Regions from separate parts of the Homo sapiens genome. Here region 2 is linked to region 1. A link is an interaction called in ENCODE POLR2A ChIA-PET data of the cell type or tissue named here. Cell type or tissue: MCF 10A. All regions are shown on one strand. Each heading gives the region's core, and the rest is flanking DNA. Links, peaks and the distances in the headings are about the cores only.

Evidence for each region. ChIA-PET counts read pairs that join two places held together with the same protein. Peaks named below come from ENCODE experiments on the same cell type or tissue, not always from the same donor. Only the 100,000 strongest peaks of a DNase experiment are listed, where the experiment ranks them.
Region 2: POLR2A ChIA-PET joins it to region 1 with 5 read pairs; 2 of 35 experiments call an interaction of 5 or more read pairs at or near these places.

The regions. Positions count from the first base shown.
Region 1 is chr13:32,120,149-32,130,420 of GRCh38, forward strand. It overlaps FRY (FRY microtubule binding protein), which reads left to right. Exons shown (of 61, transcript NM_023037.3): 5 at 4,138-4,228; 6 at 4,454-4,533; 7 at 4,647-4,727. Among named protein-coding and RNA genes, the nearest start is that of FRY, 94 kb to the left of the region's middle. In MCF 10A, for the core only: no CTCF peak of the experiment used is centred there; a DNase peak (open chromatin) is centred at 5,343.
Region 2 is chr13:31,939,049-31,949,320 of GRCh38, forward strand. It overlaps the pseudogene EEF1DP3. Among named protein-coding and RNA genes, the nearest start is that of FRY-AS1, 87 kb to the right of the region's middle. RefSeq lists enhancers at 6,330-6,831, 6,832-7,331. In MCF 10A, for the core only: no CTCF peak of the experiment used is centred there; DNase peaks (open chromatin) are centred at 6,343 and 6,683.

The DNA of each region.
Region 1 (10,272 bases), core at 2,462-7,461:
TTATGTGTTTGGGAAATTATGCTAAATACTTTACATGTTTTATCTTCTCAAACTATTATGTAAGTACTATTATTCACATTTTGTAGATGGAGAAATTGCCGATAAATAGAAGAGGCATAATTTTATGCCAGACTGTTCCACACCAGAGTCAGTGCTCTAGGCCACTTCTTGTGCCAAGGAGCCCAGCAGTAATTTCATCTGTCTTTGTTCAATTCCAAATGAGCCCTCAATCAGTGTGTTAGTCAAGCAGAAAATGGGGTAGAGGGACTGCCTTCCTGTTCTTCTGACAGTGCTGATTCTGCTTCTAACTTTTTTAAACATTTATTTATTTTTCCGTACGTTATTGGGGTACAGGTGGTATTTGATTACATGAGTAGGTTCTTTAGTGGTTATTTGTGAGATTTTGGTGCACCCATCACCCAAGCAGTACACATTGTACCATATTTGTAGTCTTTTATCCCTCGCCCCACTCCCACTCTTCCCCCCAAGTCCCCGAAGTCCATTGTATCATTCTTTTTTGTTTGTTTGTTTGAGACGGAGTCTCACTCTGTCACCAAGGCTGGAGTGCAATGGCATGATCTCAGCTCACTGCAACCTCCACCTCCCAGGTTCAAGTGATTCTCCTGCCTCAGCCTCCCAAGTAGCTGGAACTACAGGCATGCACCACTGTGCCTGGCTAATTTTTGTATTTTTAGTAGAGACGGGGTTTCACTATGTTGGCCAAGCTGGTCTTGAACTCGTGACCTCATGATCCGCCCACCTTGGCCTCCCAAAGTGCTGGGATTACAGGCGTGAGCCACCATGCCCAGCCCACATTGTATCATTCTGATGCCTTTGCATACTCACAGCTTAGCTCCCACATATCAATAGAATGTTTGGTTTTCCATTCCTGAGTTACTTAACTTAGAATAATAGTCTCCAATCTCATCCAGGTCACTGCAAATGCTGTTAATTCATTCCTTTTTATGGCTGCATAGTATTCGATCATATATATATACCACAGTTTCTTTATCCACTCATTGATTGATGGGCGTTTAGGTTGGTTTACGATTTTGCTATCATGATTTGTGCCACTATAAACATGCATGTGCAAGTATCTTTTTCGAATAATGACTTCTTTTCCTCTGGGTAGATACCCAGTAGTGGGATTGCTGGATCAAATGGTAATTCTACTTTTAGTTCTTTATGGAATCTCCACACTGTTTTCCATAGCAGCTATACTAGTTTATATTCCCACCAGCATTGCAGAAGTGTTCCCTGTTCACTGCATCCACGCCAACATCTACGGGTTTTTTTGTTTTTTGTTTTTTGTTTTTATGGCCGTTCTTGCAGGAGTAAGTTGGTATCACATGTGGTTTTGATTTGCATTTCCCTGATCATTAGTCATGTTGAGATATTTTTTCATATGTTTGTTGGCCATTTGTATGTCTTCTTCTGAGAATTGTCTACTCATGACCTTAGCCCACTTTTTGGTGGGGTGGTTTTTTTCTTACTGATTTGTTGGCATTCATTTTAGATTCTAGATATTAGTCCTTTGTCAGATGTATAGATTGTGAAGATTTTCTCCCACTCTGTGGGTTGTCTGTTTACTCTGCTGACTGTTCCTTTTGCCGTGCAAAAGCTCTTTAGTTTAATTAGGTCCCAGCTATTTATCTTTGTTTTTATTGCATTTGCTTTTGGGTTTTGGGTCATGAAATCCTTGCCTAAGTCAGTGTCTAGAAGGGTTTTTCCAATGTTATCTTCTAGAATTTTTATAGTTTCAGGTCTTAGGTTTAAGTCCTTAATCCATCTTGAGTTGATTTTTGTATAAGGTGAGAGATGAAGATCTAGTTTCATTCTCCTACATGTGGCTAGCCAATTATCCCAGCACCATTTGTTGAAAAGGGTGCCCTCTCCCTACTTTATGTTTTTGTATGTTTTGTCGAAGATCAGTTAGCTGTAAACACCACATAAACAGAATTAAAAACAAAAATCACATGTTCATCCCAATAGATGCAGAAAAAGCATTAGACAGGCCGGGCGCAGTGGCTCACACCTGTAATCCCAGCACTTTGGGAGGCCGAGGTGGGTGGATCACAAGGTCAGAAGATCGAGACCATCCTGGCTAACACAGTGAAACCCTGTCTCTACTAAAAATACAAAAAATTAGCTGGGCATGGTGGTAGGCGCCTATAGTCCCAGCTACTCGGGAGGCTGAGGCGGGATAATGGTGTGAACCCGGGAGGCGGAGCTTGCAGTGAGCAAGATGGCACCACTGCACTCCAGCCTGGACGACAGAGTGAGACTCCGCCTCAGAAAAAAAAAAAGAAAAAAAAAAGCATTAGACAAAATCCGGCATCTCTTTATGATTAAAACTCTCAGCAAAATCGGCATACAAGGGACATAACTTAATGTAATAAAAGCCATCTACGACAAACCCACAGCCAACATAATACTGAATGGGGAAAAGTTGAAAGCATTCCCTCTGAGAACTGGAACAAGACAAGGATACCTACTGTCAGCACTCTTCTTTAACATAGTACTAGAAGGCCTAGCCAAAGCAATCAGACAAGAGAAAGAAATAAAGGGCATCCATATAAGTAAAGAAGAAGTCAAACTGTCACTGTTTGCTGACAATATGATCATTTCCCTTGAAAACCCTAAGGACTCCTCCAGAAAGCTCCTAGGACTGATAAAAGAATTCAGCAAAGTTTCCAGATACAAGATTAATGTACACAAATCAGTAGCTCTTCTATATACTAACAACGACTAAGCGGAGAATCAAATCAATAACTCAACCCCTTTTACAATAGCTGCAAAAAATAAAATAAAATACTTAGGAATATACCTAACCAAGGAGTCGAAAGACCTCTACAAGGAAAACTACAAAACACTGCTGAAAGAAATCACAGACAACACAAACAAATGGAAACATATCCCATGCTCAAGGATAGGTAGAATCAATATTGTGAAAATGACCACACTGCCAAAAGCAATCTACTAATTCAATGCAATCCCCATCAAAATACCACCGTCATTCTTCACAGAATTAGGAAAAGCAATTCTAAAATTCATATGGAACCAAAAAAGAGCCCACATAGCCAAAGCATGACTAAGCAAAAAGAACAAATCTGGAGGCATCACACTACCTGATTTCAAATTATACTATAAGGCCATAGTCACCACAACCACGTGCTTCTAACTTTTAAATGAGCACAAATGACTGCTTTGCTTCTCCTACCTCTTCTTCCTTCTGCCTTTTACTCTTCTCTCTCACCACCCCTTCACTTCTTCATTCCTCCTTTCACTAAGTCTCAAGTGGCAAAAAATGTAAGAGAAAAGGGACAGGGAAAGAAAAGAAAAGTGGTAATGCCGATCCTCTTCACCCCTGCAGTCCTGCTCAAATTGGTGATCATATTATTTCCTTCTTGTTTCCTTACATTGTTTAGCTCCTTTCACGAGATCTTTCAATGTCCACCTCTGGTATGGTAGCCTGTCTCAAGTTGTTATCACATTTTACAGGTGGTAGAATTGCAGAGTTGAAAGCTACCTTAGAAAAGACCACAAGGTGAGGTGATAGACGCACAAATAACTACTCAAGTTAACATCATTGAAAATTTTAAATTTGAAGTCAAATATTCCGACTTCAAATCCAATGTTTGTCCACTGCAGCACACAGAGAATTAGCATGTTTTGTTGTTGTTGTTGTTGTTGTTGTTTTGAGATGGAGTCTCGCTCTGCCTCCCAGGCTGGAGTGCAGTGGCATGATCTCAGCTTACTGCAACCTCCGTCCGCCTCCCGGGTTCAGACGATTCTCCTGCTTCAGCCTCTCAAGTAGCTGGGATTACAGGCATGGGCTACCATGCCACCTGGCTAATTTTTGTATTTTTAGCAGGGACGGGGTTTCACCATGTGGGCCAAGCTGTTCTCAAACTCCTGACCTCAGGTAATCTGCCCGCCTCGGCCTCCCAAAGTGCTGGGATTACAGGCATGAGCCACTCCGCCCGGCCAACGTTAGCATGTATCTACCAGTGCAATTATATAATTTTAAAAATGGGTTTTGCAGTCTATTAGGGAGGAGTCCTAGATTTTTTATGAATTGTATTACTCTGAGAATACCTTCAGTGTGCTTTAATGTAAATATTTTAAATTTTACAGCGATGAACAACAGCGAGATTATTTAATGGAAAGACGGGACCTCGCCATTGATTTTATTTTTTCTTTAGTATTAATAGAAGTTTTGAAACAGGTAGGTGATTAATTTATTGTTACTTTTAGATAATATTTATTGATCTAAAAACTACTTAGGTTGTAAAAGTCTAAGTTTTTAAAATTATTTCTGAATTCCAAATACTGGGTTATATGACTTATGTTTATTGATTGCTATTGATTGTCATATATAGTTATTGGAAGTACTGTACCGATTTGTTCTTTAATATTCCCTTCTGAGTTAAGAACCACCTTTTTTTTTCAGATTCCACTTCATCCTGTAATAGACAGTTTAATACATGATGTTATTAACTTGGCTTTCAAGCACTTTAAATACAAAGAAGGGTAAGATGATTTCTCACCTTAGAATGTTGAAGTTGGTGTTTAAAACTAAATCAGTGGTTTGCTTTTTTCCGATGACCAGGGATCCCTAACTTGTCTAATTATACCCTACTTAGGTACCTTGGTCCCAACACTGGCAATATGCATATTGTGGCAGACCTGTATGCAGAAGTCATTGGAGTGTTGGCACAAGCCAAGTAAGTGAATGCCAGAACCCTTTACCATGAGAACGTGCGTGCTTTCACTGTCCTTCCAGCCCTAATTTAGGGAAGTTGGGGTTGAGCTTACAAGGAACTAGGTAGGGCTCTTTGCCATGTGTGCCCCATCTCTGAAACTGAATAGAAAGCTCTTCCAAGACAGGTATCAATTATCTTTTTTACTTGGCACTTGGGCCAGATCCTACCTAGAGTCCATGGGTTTCATACTGTTGCATCAAAGAAATGGGGTGACCAGATTACATTTCTCTCTGCCTAAATATTCCAAGGAAGTTTATCACTTTTGAAAGTTCTGTTTTCTCTAGCCCATGAGTGGGTGGTTACAATATATCATCTATCAGTGGGAAAATTCCATTCTAGAATGTCCCCTTTACTATAGACCTTACTTAATTCAGCTGAGCTAAAAATGTCCCAGACTCTGTCATGGAAACAAGTCAGGGGGGAAATTCTCATTGCTAAATTTATCTGGCCCCATAGCACTACTTAGCAGGCAAGAACAAAATTGCGTTAGACTATTAGCAACAATATACCTCTTCCAAAAGTGATGTCACACCCTACTTACCCAGCTTCATTTTGTCCAACCCTGAGGCAAATCAGGCAAGATCCCGAATGCCTAAGTTAGGCAAAATGAACCAGAGACATAATGTGAATTCATGCCAGGAGGTCAGCTTAAAGCAACAGTGATGCTCCAATCCTTGTGAAATGCAATCCTTCCTCAGAAAGAGATTTTTATCTTCAAGGGATTGAATTTCGTAACGTAGTAGCATGGAAATTACACAATTTATCAAAAAAACAAAAATTTTAAAAAGCACTTAGCAATCTTACCTGGCCAAAACATAGACCAGAATGCAGGAAATAGAACCCCTTAACTCCTTGGCATAATTTATTTAATCTAATCCAGTTTATCTACTCATCCTGACTATATTTTTTTTAATATATAACACATCAGTGTTCGAAGGAGGAACGGGAACTTCCAGAGGATGATAAACTGATGCCATTGAGAAATAAAGCTCAACCGCTGGTGGCAACAGAAAGGAAAGAAACTGGCCAAAGCATACATAAGAATTAAACAATAGAGTGATCTGGGCCATTTTGCATGAGGCTATATTGTAGTTTTATAGCCTATTAAAATAATTGTGGTTCATGAATCATTAAGAAAAAAGTGTAATGCATTTTGGAGATATTTCCATTGCAATTGAGTAATGAAAGCATTAGCATTTTAAATGGACAAGCTGTAGTTATCCAGCAAATCGTGTATCTACCTCATTTCTAGAAAAGATTGGGAAAAATGAGGTATTAACATGTATACTTGCTGATTTGTCAAACCCTGAAAATCTCAACATAAACTTTCAGCTGTCATTTGGAAACTTCAGTATCCAAAAATGACTTTGTGTTTTCCTTAGTTTTTGTGAATTATGCATAACAATAATATTGGTTACTGTCAAATGACCTTCCTTAGCTCTGTGATTCTGAGTTGGTTGTGAATAAGTTGAGAAACACTGTCATAACTGAGCAATATTCTAAGCTTGTAGGAATTTCCATTTTAGGTAAGATTTATGGTCCACCAAGTCAGTGTTTGCTTGCCAATGGTGGCTTTTTTTATTTTCGTGATGTCAGTATTTGTCCCTATTCTGCGGTAGTAGGGTGTAAGAAATGCCTCCATTTGGACAGTGCTCCAGTACTTTCCAGTCTCTAGTGAACCGTTTGGCCAGTCTGCTCTTGCAGTAAACACAGACTCCAATAGCCCTTGATGTGTTCTCAACTAGTCTATATGTAGTTAACCTTGATGGATAGATGGTATAAACTTAAACTAGTATCATACCATGAATTATGACATTACTTCTTTCTCATAAGTACACCAGGACCATTACTTTATTGTTACCTTAGAAAAGTACTGTTTCCTTCATTCCCAGGGTGGGAGAAAGAATGTTTGCTTATCTGGTATAGTGTGATTATCTTTTTTAAAAAAGTTGAGTAATGTAATAATTCTAATTTTAGATTATATGTCTCATTCCCAATGATAATGCTTATTAAATATTTTCCTGATTATGACTTTAGCTATTAGTACTTACTTTGGAATTTGAGTTTTAGCAGAATCACTATTTTTAGTCTTACTAGTGATGATGCTGTTTAGTTCTTGTCATTTAGGGAAAAGAATTTTGATAATAAGTGTTATTCACCCATAATATTGACTTTTTGAAAGTCAGTTAAAACAAATTTAACTACTTTGGCCAAAATCTGGTAGATTCATTTAAATAGTAATAATACTTCATTTAAGAATCATAGATTTTTAAACTACTTTCTCTTTATGCGATATTATCTTTATATGTTCATTTACTCATTTTTGTAATATGTACTATACATTTTAAAGCAGAAGTTTATATTCATGTGAATTTTATAGTATACCAAAGACTAAGTAATCATTGAGTTACAGTATTTACTAAATAAAATACTAAACAGGAAATACTAAAGGAAAGGTCATTGAAATTTTTTTTTCTTAAAGTCACTTTAAGAGAAAATAGATTTTAAATGCAAATAGATTTTTTGATGGCTTTTGTGCTAAGTAACATGTTTATATCATTTGGGACTTTTAAAAATAAAAGTCTGAGTGCGGTGGCTCACACCTGTAATTCCATCACTTTGGGAGGCCAAGGTGGGCGGATCACAAGGCCAGGAGATCGAGACCATCCTGGCTAACACGTTGAAACCCCGTCTCTACTAAAAATACAAAAAATATTAGCTGGGAGTGGTGGCACGCACCTGTAATCCCAGCTACTCAGGAGACTGAGGCAGGAGAATCGCTTGAACCCGGGAGGCGGAGGTTGTAGTGAGCCGAGATCGTGCCACTACACTCCAGCCTGGGTGACAGAGCAAGAATCCATCTCAAAAAAAAAAGTAAAAGATAGACGTATTTATTTTTAAATGAGAAATAAATAAACTTTTAGCCACTAACTCATGAGAATATTGAAATAGTGAATTATGCAAATAACTTCCCTTTTTCTCTCTCTCCTTATTTTAGTCATGGATTCAAACTGGAAAACAAACTTTCCTTAGTATCGTGTCATCTTTAAAACTATATAACTCTAACTATAATATTTTTCTCTCTAAACTCATACATTTAAAAATTAAAACCATAGTTATTTTGGTATCTGGAAATAATTTGAAAAGAAATACAATTTTTTAAAATTCAGTTTGGGGTTATTGCATTTTTATAATCTTGATTTAAAGTATCACTTCCATTGCTTGACAGTCATGGTCATTTCTGCTTCCTACCTTTTATCCATCTCTACCGAATGTCCTCTGCTCACCTGTACCCCAGCTCAAATCTCCTCTGAAATCCTCTCTAATTAATTACGCAGATGAGAATAGCCCCTTCATTCTCTGATGCCCTGAAGCCACTATTTAATAGTGAATAGTGATTGACTATTCACCAAATAGTCAGTGTGAAATATAAGAAAGTGATGGAACCTGGTGCATCTGAACTCCCTGAAGATCAGAAAGGTCTGGACAGTGTCCAGCAGGTGCTAACACATAGTAGGCCCCCGGTAAATTATTACTATTGTGATTCACATGGCTCATGGTCAGTGCTACCTTGTTTTATCTTCCTAATTAAACTATAAACTATTCTAGAGAGGGCAGAGACTACATGTTACCATTACCACTGTCTAAGACAGCTGCGGTGTAATGGAAATTCCTGGAATTTATATCAGAAGCTCTGGGTTTGAGTCTCTTCTTTGCCACTGTGGTCTTCCAATCTGTTTCTTTATTTGTTAATTGGAAATGCATTCACTGCCTAATTCACTGGATTGTTAAGGATCAAAATGTGAAATGGTATAATCGCTTAAAATGTAAAACCACTTACAGATATTTCTTGTTATTGTTATTCTGAGTCTACACCAGTGTTTCTCAAATTTTTTCACATCAGAAACACCTGTAGAGCTTATTAAACACAAATTATTATTCATCCCTGGAATTACGGATTCAGTAGGTGTATTATTCTGCTTAAGCTGCCATAACAAAGTACTGCAGACTAATTGGTTTAAACAACAGAAATTTATTTCCCACAGTTCTGGAGTTGAAGTCCAAGCTCAAGGTGTTAGCAGGGTTGATTCCTTCTGAGGCCTCTCTCCTTGGCTTGTATGTGGCCATTTTCTCCCTGTGTCTTCATATGGTCTTCTCTGTGTGTGTGTCTCTACTCATCTCCCAGTCATGTTGGAGTCCTTATAAGAAGGGGAGACGAGTACAGAGACACACACAGAGATATAACTTCATTTTAACTTAATAACTTAGCTGGAGAGGTTACATGGTGTCCATTTTATGATAATAACTTTGTTTTAAGTTAATTACCTTTTTATAAGCTGTATGCCCAAATACAGTCACATTTCGATCTCAGAAGGGTCAGGCTTCAACATATGAATTTGAGGGGCACACAATTCAGCCCTAACAGTAGGTCTGCGGTAGGACCAGAGAATGTGCTGATACCAAATAGATTTTTGTAAATTTAATAAAGTTTCTATTTTAATTTTTGCTAATTTCCTAATCTGAAAAATTAATATACCATTTTGTAGTTAATCTCCATGAAATTTTACTTATAAAGTAAACACAGCTAATATTTTCTACCATATTCTAATAGTATTATTTAAATGTCAGAAGGGGCCAGTTTGGGGTGCTGTCTTGAAATTGGGTATTCTGTAGAAGTCCACCAAATGCCACCGAAGATTAGGAAAATACCCTGAAATATTCTTAGCGATGCTAATAACCCATTAGGGAATATCTCATTCATAAGTTGTCTAAATCTTCTTGAAGCTATTTATATTTTCTGCTCTATTGCCTTTTAAAAATCTTTTTTATTAAGAAATACATGTAGCAAACATAGAGGAAAATCCATAAGGCAGTTAAACAAAGTATTATAAAATGGACACCATGTTACCTCCCCACCTAAGCCAAGAACTAGAAAATTGCCAGCACTTGAGAATCCCCTCACGCCCCACTTGCCAACCACCAGCCCCTGTACTGCCTTTGGTTAAACAATGTCTCTATGTTTACTGCCTACTTTATTTGTCCTGAAATTTCTGCTTTAAGGTCTCAAGAATTGTTCCAAACTTCCGGGACTCTATTAGTTCACCTTTCATTTCTATAATCACAATTACCTCCCCCAGCCTTTTTTTTTTTTTTTTTTTCCGGTGAGACAGAGTCTTACTCTATCACCCAGGCTAGAGTGCTGTGGCGTGATCTTGGCTAACTGCAAGCTCTGCCTCCCAGGTTCAAGCGATTTTCCAGCCTCAGCCTCACGCACACCACCACGCCCGGCTAATTTTTGTGTTTTTGGTAGAGACCGGGTTTCACCATGTTGGTCAGGCTGGTCTCGAACTCCTGACCTCAGGTAATCCACCCACTTCGGCCTCCCAAAGTGCTGGGATTACAGGCTTGAGCCACAGCACCCAGCAACAATTACCATTTTTAATCAAGGCTTGCTTCTAATTTTTCATGGAACCTCAGGCTAATAGTCTCAGAAAACAAAATACAA
Region 2 (10,272 bases), core at 3,539-8,538, 180 kb before region 1:
TATTAATTCTCCAACTTTTTTCTTTTTCAGTGTCATTTTGGCTATTCTTGATCCCTTGCATTTCCATTTGAATTTTTGTATCAGTTTGTAACTTTCTACCAAAAAAAATTTTTGCTAAGATTTTGACTGGTATTACATTGAATCCACAGATCAGTTTTGTTATAGCTTAACAATACTGAGTCTTCTGACCCATGAACATAATATATCTCTCCATTTACTTAAATTTTCTGTAATTCCTTTTAGTAATATTATTTTAGTTTTCAATAGACATATCTGTCACATCTGTTGTCAGATTTATTCCTAAATATTTAATATTTTTATGGCATTAAAACATTTTAATTTTGTTTCTCATTGCTAGTATAGAAACACAATTGATTTTTGTGCATTTATCTTATATCCTGCAGCCTTGCTGAGCTCACTTATTAGTTCTTATAACTTTTCTATAGGTTCCATCAATTTTCTACATAGATGATTATTTTATCTGCAAATACAGTTTTGTATCCAATTGGATGCTCTTTATTCTTTTTCTTGACTGATAACACCATATAGAGCCTTCAGTACAATGTTAATAGAAGTAGCAAGAGTAGATGTCTTGCCTTGTTCCTGATCTTAAAAGGAAAGCAAGCATTCAGTCTTTCATCAAGTATTATATCATCTGCAGGCTTTTTGTAAATGTCTTTTATTAGGTTGAGGAAGTTTCCTTGTTCTTACTCTGTTGAGTGTCTTTAGAGAGGGAAATGGGCTAACCAGAGGTAGTTAGTTAAGACATAAAGGGCCAAGTGCCATGTCAAAGGTAGAATGCTTAAGGAACTAAGCCTCCAAGTAGCCAGACCTGTTGGGAGTCTGAAGCAATAACTCAAGAATGAGATAATGAATACTGCCACTGGTCAGTGTCAGCAGGGGTGAGGAAGAAGACACAGATCAAAAGATGTTTAAGGGGTAAAAATGACATGATTTGGACAGAATAATTCCAAGGTTTCTGGCTGGGGTCACTGGGTAAATGTGGTGCCATTTTGGTAAAATAAAAAATACAGAAATTCAGGAGCTGCACATTTGGAGGAACCAGTTTTATACATGCTGAGTTTCCACCAGGAAATAGTATGCAATTAAATATAGATATCTAGGACACTATGGAGAAGTAGGGGGGGAGCTTGGACTTAGACATCATCAGCTCACAGATGCAAGTTGAAACCGTAGGTGAGAATGCCTAAAGATGGTGGAGCCACTGATGCAGCAGCCGGCTCAGTTACAGTGGGCACGTGACAGCCTGGTTCTGGCAACCGCATTTCTGAAGTTAAACACTGTCCTAGTATTTGGACACACAAAAAATAAAATTTTTCAGTTCTTTTATGAATGCAAATTTTAGTTCAATCCCTTAAACAGAAGAATAAGACATAAACTAACAGTACTTCCTCTCATAGACCATGTGGGTGTGTCAGGGGTAGTGTAGAGAGGGAGATTTCTTTATTTTGTACCCTCTCACCAAAGAGAGCCACACAAGCCTAGAAAAAAAAAATGCGCCCTTACACCTTACCTTAATTTGAGAAAAGGCCAGGCATTTACTGGCATTTTGCTGGGACTTGCACATTTGAGCAAGGAAGAATGCAAGTGTAAATGAAGTTAGATTTCAAGCCAGTAAAAACTGGTTCTGAAGCTTTTTAAAAAAGATAAAGTCTGCGTGACTTTAAAAACTGTGTTAAGAGTCTGCTTCAGCAAATCCCTCTATCACAGTTTCTGGAATAAATAAAGATGGTTTAGGAGAAGGATTACTTACTGGAGCTAGAAAATTTTAAATTTTGTTAGGAATTACCAACTTGTTTTAAAAGGTTACAGCCAAATTTTTAATGCAGACTTTTTCAAAGTCTGTATTATTATCTGGAAGATGTCTGATATATGATGGTGTTAAAATATATATTATAACACCACTGATTGTTTTTCCTTCAGCTCTCTATTTTCTCAGATTGTCCAATCTTGTTTTTCCAGCATCCATACTTCTGCATGAGGTAAGGTCCTGTGTTGGCACAGGATTGCTCTATTTGCCATTCTGTGGACATTCGGTGCTAATGTCACACCTTAGTGCCTTTGCCCAGGGTCCACTCATCTGCCTTGTGAACTTATTACTTCTCCTCTGAGAACCCTTTCCCATCCCCTCTCTCCATCAGGAAGAGAAGACTGAAACACTTTTTCGTGTCACCTCTGCACAGAGCAGTCATTCTGTATTGCAATAATTTGTTTATTGTTGTTCTGCTCCTTTTTTAGATGAAAAGATTCTGAAGAATAGAGATCTTGAACATAGCATGGTGCCAGACACATAACAGGTATTCAATAAATGGGCCTGCCAAAGAGAGGGAGGGAGGAAAACAGACTTTTTAAGGAGCCCCTGAAGAATCTGAGCAGAAGGGACCTGAGACATAGGAAGACAAATGAGAAATAATAGTGTCATGGAAGCCAAGGGAGCAGAGAATTGTAACGGGAAGACTTATCATTAGTGTTCATTCCTATTGAGAGCCAATGAGATACTGAACATCCACATTGTATTTTTAGGATCTAAGAAAAGATTTCCTCAGCCATAATCATACCACAGGTAATACTGCAAACATTGTTACCCATATTGAGCAAAGATGTGTTGGCAACAAGACCTTTTGGAGGGAGAAGTCAGTTGACCTGTTTGACTTGGTGATATCCATCATCCTGATATTCTATACTGTTATTTTTTCCTAGTGGCAAACCCACTGATTAGTAGGTCATCTCAGTTGAAAACTGAATAGAGTTCAAAAATAAGAAATGTTTGCAGGATATGCAGTATAGCTGGGTCAGATTGAGATTTGGAATTAATTTGGTAAATCCATACCGGCCTAAAATCTTCTTGGCGGACCATTTCTATGAAGGTGACAATGAGAAAAATGGTGACGGTTGTAAAATTGTATTGTTCTCAATATAATTGCAGCTATCTCACAACAAGCAAAATAATTCAGTTCTATTTAAAAGCTGCCAATAGGGCTGGACACAGTGGCTCATGCCTGTAATATCAGCCTTTTAGGAGGCCAAGGCAGGAAGATCACTTGAGGTCAGGAGTTCAAGACCAGCCTAGGCAACCCCCATCTCTACAGAAAAAAAGCTACCAAAATCCACAAGGAAAGCATGGCTACAAAGTGAGTAAATGTCTTTCTACAGACTGTTTGAACAATCTGAGGGAAAGAAGATTAAAGTCTAACCAAGAAGAATAAAATTTCCATGATATTATAACACCATTTAATATAAAATACACAGCATCTTGAAGGATAATAAAATAATTCAAAAGAGATTAGTATATTGGATTCATAGGAGAATAGAGATCTTTAAAAACATAATGGTCAGCCAGGCATGGTGGCTCATGCCTGTAATACCAGCACTTTGAGAGGTTGAGGCAGGAGGATCACTTGAGGCCAGGAGTTCAAGGCCAGCCTGGACAACATGGTGAAACTCCATCTCTACAAAAAAATACAAAAAGTAGCTGGGCATGGTGGTGCACACCTGTAGTCCCAGCTACTCAGGTGGCTGAGGTGGGGGGTTTGCTCGAGCCTGGGAGGTGGAGGCTGCAGTGAGCCATGATTGCTGCCACTGCACTCCTGTCTGGGTGACAGATAGAGACCTTGTCTCAAAAATGATGATAATGATAATAATGGTCATTAAAACAGAAAATGTCCATTTATGTATTTAAAATTATTTATTTATACTATCAGTTTTGAAATTCCTCTTAGCCCAAAGCCTGTCTCATCGTTCTTCTGACCACCTGAAAAAAAAATTCCACTTTGGCTGTTGCTATACAGAAGGAGAGATGGACTTAACATTGTAATCTATAAATATTCTCATGTAGACAAACCAAGCTAAATGTTCTGTGGTTGATTGTCATTCATGTGGCAGCCAATTTAACTATTTTGAAAGAATGATTTACTTTACTTTTTCATGTTCACAGATTTAATACTACTTTTGAATAAATAAAAATTGTTCCTTGTTTACATTGCTCTAATACTTGAACAATAGAAAATTGAAGTTGTTCTCACTTTTCTCCATTAAAGAAGTGTATTAAATGAGCTAGATCCCCATCTGTTTCTATTCTCTATGAGGGGAAAATGAGTTGGGCAGGAGAGAGATGAAGTTGGACACATCGGGAACTTCTCTTGCCTCTCTTAGGTCATTTACTTTTTAGAGGTTTAGAGGACTTGATGTACTTCTGAAATAGGGTAGAGGATTTTTTTTCCTAATCATAATTTAAATGTCAGGAATACATAATGTTTTTATCTAAAATGCATTTTAGTGTGAAATGCGTCAACATGGATACTAGTAGGAATGCAATTACTTTCTAATATACTCTGGCAAAAATTTGAATTTTCTTGCTTTTTCTCTTTCATTCTGTGAACCTCAAAGACCTCCTGACAACTGTTACATAGGGCAAACCTAGTTAAGTGAGCCAGATCACTCCTTCACAGAGTTGATGCAGTGAGAATCTGCTTGAAACCAATAATTGTTTTTAGGAAAGTAGAGAAAGACTTTTAATTCCTTTTAGATATTACACACATTTAACAATTGTTATGGTGGTATAGTTTAAGGCATGAACTTGAACTTTGGAGTCAGATAAAACCCGTGTTCAAATCTTCTCTCCTCTAATTCCTATGTGTTTTACTCTGTCTCAGCATCTTCATCTATAAACAGGGTGATTAGGAGGAATCAATGAGGTAATGCATGCCAAAGGCTTAGCACAGAATCTGGCCAGTTTTAAGCACGCAGTAAATGATGGCTATTATTATAATGCATTCCAGGTGCATATGTACTTCATTCTGTGTTTTCAGCGGGACTCTTAAAGACAAAGGCACACTATGCAGACATACCTGGTGTACACTCTGTGTGATAATAACACCTTTCCTTAGAGACTTCTATTTAATCTCATACATGCTCTTATGTTGGCCCCATGGTAACAGTGTGATTGAGAAAGACACACTCACCAAATAGTTTGAGCTTCTGCTTTCCTGATTGATGAATTTCTCCCAGTTAGCACCCAATCTTTTGTGCCTAGGATTCTATCTTGCTTTATATTTGAAAATTAAACACTGTTCTTGAAGTTTGGGTTGTAGGAATGTATGTTTTTTCCTCCTATTATATCATTATCTCAAACTTTAAAAAATGCTTTTACTTTATATTTCCTTACTAGAAAAAATGTATTATCATTAGGGTGAGGGAGATTCAGGCAGTCTCATGGGCTTTTAGAAATGGTTTCATACAAGTCACTCATTGTTTTGAAGTTCATGGTACATTTCAGCTTGACAAAGTTATTCTAGGTCCTGGGAGGGAAGTGGTGCAGATGATTCTCAGAACTGGTGAAATAACTTAATAATCTAATACATAAATATGATTGCTGGATTATAATTATAGTTATGATTGCTAGATTATAATGGTAACTCTCAATTGGGCATACTTGTAAGGAAAAATGCTTTTCTCTCCAGAAAATCTGTTGTGGTTTGGAGACCTGTTGCTGAAAGGGCATAAAGAGAACAAAACTTGTATTAGTGTGGAAGTATATTCTCAAGTTGGTAAACAGAACCAGCTCCTAAATATCAACAAATATTAAAACGTATTTAGCATCTAGGAAACCAAAATAAACAGTGATTTCTGAAATGACCCCTAAATCCCTTATAATGTTATGTATCTATTGATTCCAGGCACTGGGAAGGGAAAAGGCAAATCTCATCTCACATTGCAACCAGACAGAACACAAAAGGGGTGTTGTGTGTATGTGACAGAGAGAGATTGCTGATGGACATGGGCATAGCATGGCCATAGAAGCTATCTGCCAGCTGGAGCACAGCATGGCTGGGGAAGATGAATTATAGAGTGATGATTTCTGCACAGTCAGTTAAGGAAGAAAGTGCAGAACATTTCCACATACATAGAGCAAGAGGGAAGGGAGCAAAGGACATAAAAATGCAAAATCCAGGAGAGAGAGAGAGAGAGAAAGAAGCTGGATGATAGGACAAGCAGGAATCTTGAGTGAAGAAATGCTGGTTTTTCTTAGACCACCAAACCCATTGACCATTTTAGTTTAAAGCTAGGCAGAATCCCCGCAAGGATAATAACGTTGACTTTTTATTTGTGAGTGGAGGCCTGTCATTACTTCTATGGCTAAGGCTTGTTTTCTAGACCTCTGACTCCACTGCCAGGCAGTAGGAACTTCTGGAGAAGCTATCTGCCAGCTGGAGCACAGGATGGAAGGGGTGGGTGGCAAGCAACAGCGGGTTCCCAGCACTGCTGCCTGACACACGCCCACAACCAGTTCCTTCCTGGTCATCACCAGTCATCTCTCATCTCCCTCTTCCAGCCAACTTCCAGTTGGCGGCCAGCCAAATAAGACACTGACTAAAGAAGGATGTTCGTTCTGTGTTATGTGTATAGCTTGAAACTTAAAGGTATGAGGGAATGTAAAAATGCTTCCCCAAAACTGTTTAAAATCCGTAAGAGTTTGGGAAATTATACAAAAAATTAGACTTGTAATTTACGTAGGCATCTATTCTTGAATAGTGAACTGTGTTTGCTTTATGGTGTTGCACCCATGAAGCTGAAATTTCATGCAGCAACCATTACACCACTTTTGTTACCATCCACTCTGAGTCACATCTGTTCAAATTCCCCAGTCTTCTGCCAACTGATGGTTTTTTTTTTTTATCTCTCCTCCCCTGTGCTATTAACTGTAGAAAGGAGGGGCTACTTAGTAATTCTACACCTGTTAAAGTCCACGCCTATCAACTTGTTAAGCTTCCCAAACAAGTGCAGGGTAAAGCATGAGAACATCAGAGTCTGGGGCGGCGGCGGTGGCTGCAACGGTGGCTGTGACGGTGGCTGCCGCTGGGTTTGGCTTTCTGGATTTTTGTTCAGAGTCGCTAATGTATCCCCCACAATGGCAGTTGATGACAGCAATTTATATTCCAGAACGAAGAACAAACTAAATTCATCTCAAAATGATTATAAATCATCAAGAAGGAGTAGCCTGCCACCTGAACTACTCATAGGAAATGACATTAGAGGAAGACTTCAAAGAAACATTAAGAACTTGGATCCCATTCACCTGAGGCACCCGAAGAAGAGACCATCCATATTTCCAGGTAGGAATTGTTTACATTTATACCATCCAATTGAAACAAAACCAAACACACACACACACACACAGATTATATTTCCCTTGTTACAATCAGATGTTCATTTAAAATTAACTTGGGTTACATTCGAAGACTTTAAGTAAATAAACATGTCTGAATATAAAAGAATAATTGTTTGATCTGAAAGCACACTATCTTCTTCGTTTTATTTTCTTTATTGATTGTAACATCTTTAAGGACCTGTAAATAGGCAGCTATTTTATTATTTGTTGGCATCAGCAGGAATGTGGAACTACTTTGCTTGCAATCCTGAAGAATTCCATTGATGTATTTCATTCTCTGGCATTTTTTTTTTTTGCAATATTATTGGATTGTTGAGTGAAGTTGATGTTTGTGTGCACCAAAAATTAACACCATTAAACACTCCAATGCATGCTTCAAATTCCTGTCTTGCATCAGAGCCTAAAACCATTTGTAGTAAAAAGCTCAACTGAACAGTGTGGATGGTGAAATATATTAGAGCACAGGAGACATGGATTTCAGTCTTGATAAAGGGACTCTGATGTCTGCCCCAGATGTTTATGTGTGCATATTATAGATACGTAGATTGTCAGAGATACCTGTGACTGCGAACCTTAATTGAGCTAAGTGATCACTGGAGAGTATAAATTATATGAATTATATAGCCAATTTGGTTTCAATACTATTTGCTTTGGGATTTCCAGGAAAAACTGAAAGTGGCCTTTTTGTTATGGCTGATCGATTTATTGGAGCCTTCTTTATGGGGGACAGATGAGACTAAATTATTTTTTGGTTTTCTGTATTCATAGAGTTAACCCAACACTTAGGGCTAACTCTATGAATGTAGGAAGCCAAAAAATAATTTAGTCGAGTTTTACTTCATAAAAATTATATGGACTACCCAAAACAGCTGACTCTTTATACTGCTTTTGGAAAGCGAGAAGATAAAGATGATTTAGAGATGTGGGACTCAAAATTACATTTCTTAAGGAAGCTATTTTAATAAATTTCTTCAGTTCAGTGATATTGCCCTAGTGTCACACTCTTCTGCAGAAAAGAAGCAAAACTCAGCCTGGAGTGGGCCAGAAGGTGTCAGTGTGTGAGTGTGTTAGGGGGAAGGAGAGGGGGATGGTATGAAAAGTGCTGGAAAGAGGAGCATTTGGGTGCCTGAAGTATTTCACAGAGCACAGTCACTTTCTGCCTGTTCGCTTGGATCTCCTAAGGGTACCAAGGAGCTCAGGCCTGCTGTGTTTCCTAAAACTACATGGTATGATGTACTTTCTGATGAATTGGTTCACTAGCCCTTCTTCCAGAACCTTCTTGCAGAGCAGTTCTTCACCTTTTGCTTTTTCTTCTCTTAACATTATTCTTTGGTTAATTATGTCTGGATTCAGGTACCTTATAATTCATCCTGCACTTCTCTGCCACCACCGACATAGCCCCACCCCCATACTTCATGGCCTTCTTCTTTCCAAACAACTGGATCCAGGGGAATGCCTCACTCCTGCAGCCAGCATTCCTGCTTTGCCCTCTCGTTCTATAAGGTCATCTGGCCCTGGCTGGTAGCTACAGCCACAAACTTATGAGAAGGCCTCTTGGCTTGAATCTTACATAAGTTGTCCTTTCTAAGATCTTGAGTTGACATAATTAATTTGACAAGGTGGAGTTGTGAAAAGAGCACTCAACTTCAGGGAGGTGAGTTCCAGTCTAGACTATGTCCTTAACTACCTGTGTATGTTCTCCAAGCTACCTCACTGACCCCTGTGACCCCTCAACTATACCACCTGTTTCTGCTCTTTCTGTGCCCAGTACTCTCCTTAGGGGCAGCAGCAGAAGAGGGGCGTTTCCCACCCCTCTCCCAACCTCTCCACTAGGGTCTCCAGTGGACAAGTTACAGAGTCACCTGCCCAAACTTCGTGCAATACTTACTGGCTACTTGATTTCTAAATCCCCGCTATGTAAACCACGACTCCACCCTCAGTCAGGCAGGTTTCACTAACTGACTGATTTTTACAGTGGATGATTTAGAAACTCCACTGGGCCATCAGTTTTCCCACAGTGCCTGCGTACCACCTGAAAACAGAAATGCACACAGATTGTGATAACCATTCCCATTCTAGCTACGCAGTGGCACGTAAAGAATAGGCATAATAGATGTGGAACCCAATGGTCAGAGAAATTAAGGCACATCTCAAAATTAATAAACATCAAAACTAAGATTCAGACCTTGGTCTTTTGACTCCAACACTGAAGCTGTTTCTACTCTGTTCCACTTTACTCCATTGTCAACTGTTATCATTTGTCTGATGAGATTCAAGACTTGAAGACATGTCAGTGTTCCAATCAGCTTTCACTCTGACCCTTATATACATACAGACAACTTTATCCTCTGCCTGAAGTCTTGTATTTTCAATCCTGCACCAAATTATTGATTGATTCACTGATCACTTCATTCACAAAATAATCATTTTGTTCTTACATTGTGTTAAGGATAAAACTTCAAGGATCTAACTGCATATTACCCTTTTTTTTTTTTTACCCATTGCTCCTTTAGGGCCATCTCACACTGCAGATAGTTACCTAAAATGCACATCCACTTGTTTCATTCTCTTGCGTAAAATTCCTCAAGGTTACCACTGCTGTTAGGATGAAGTCCAAACTCTTTAATATGAAGTACAAGAGATGCAAATTCTGGCCACTGCTTCCATCCCCAGCCTCTTTTCCAGCCCTCCTTCCCCTTGTGTTTCAACAAATTCAGCCACTTTCAGATCCTCATGGTCCTTCACATTTGCAATTCTAGTGTAAGTACTGTATACTCTACCTGCACAGTTTCACCCAACCAGTTTCTACCTTGGCTTTGGGGGTCAACTTGACATCCCCTCTTCCAGGAAGTTTTCTTGATGCCAGTGTTTGGGTTGGGTCCTTTCTGCATCCTTCTCATAACACCTGGACTTTTCCCTATCATAGCACTTATCACACTATATTGTCATTGTCTGTTTACTTCTCCGTATCTCCCACTTGCCAGTGACCCAGGAATGATATCAGTCTTGTTAACCATTGTATACCTAGTACCTATCACAATGCCAGGCACACAGTGTGCATTCAATAAATATTTATTCAATTG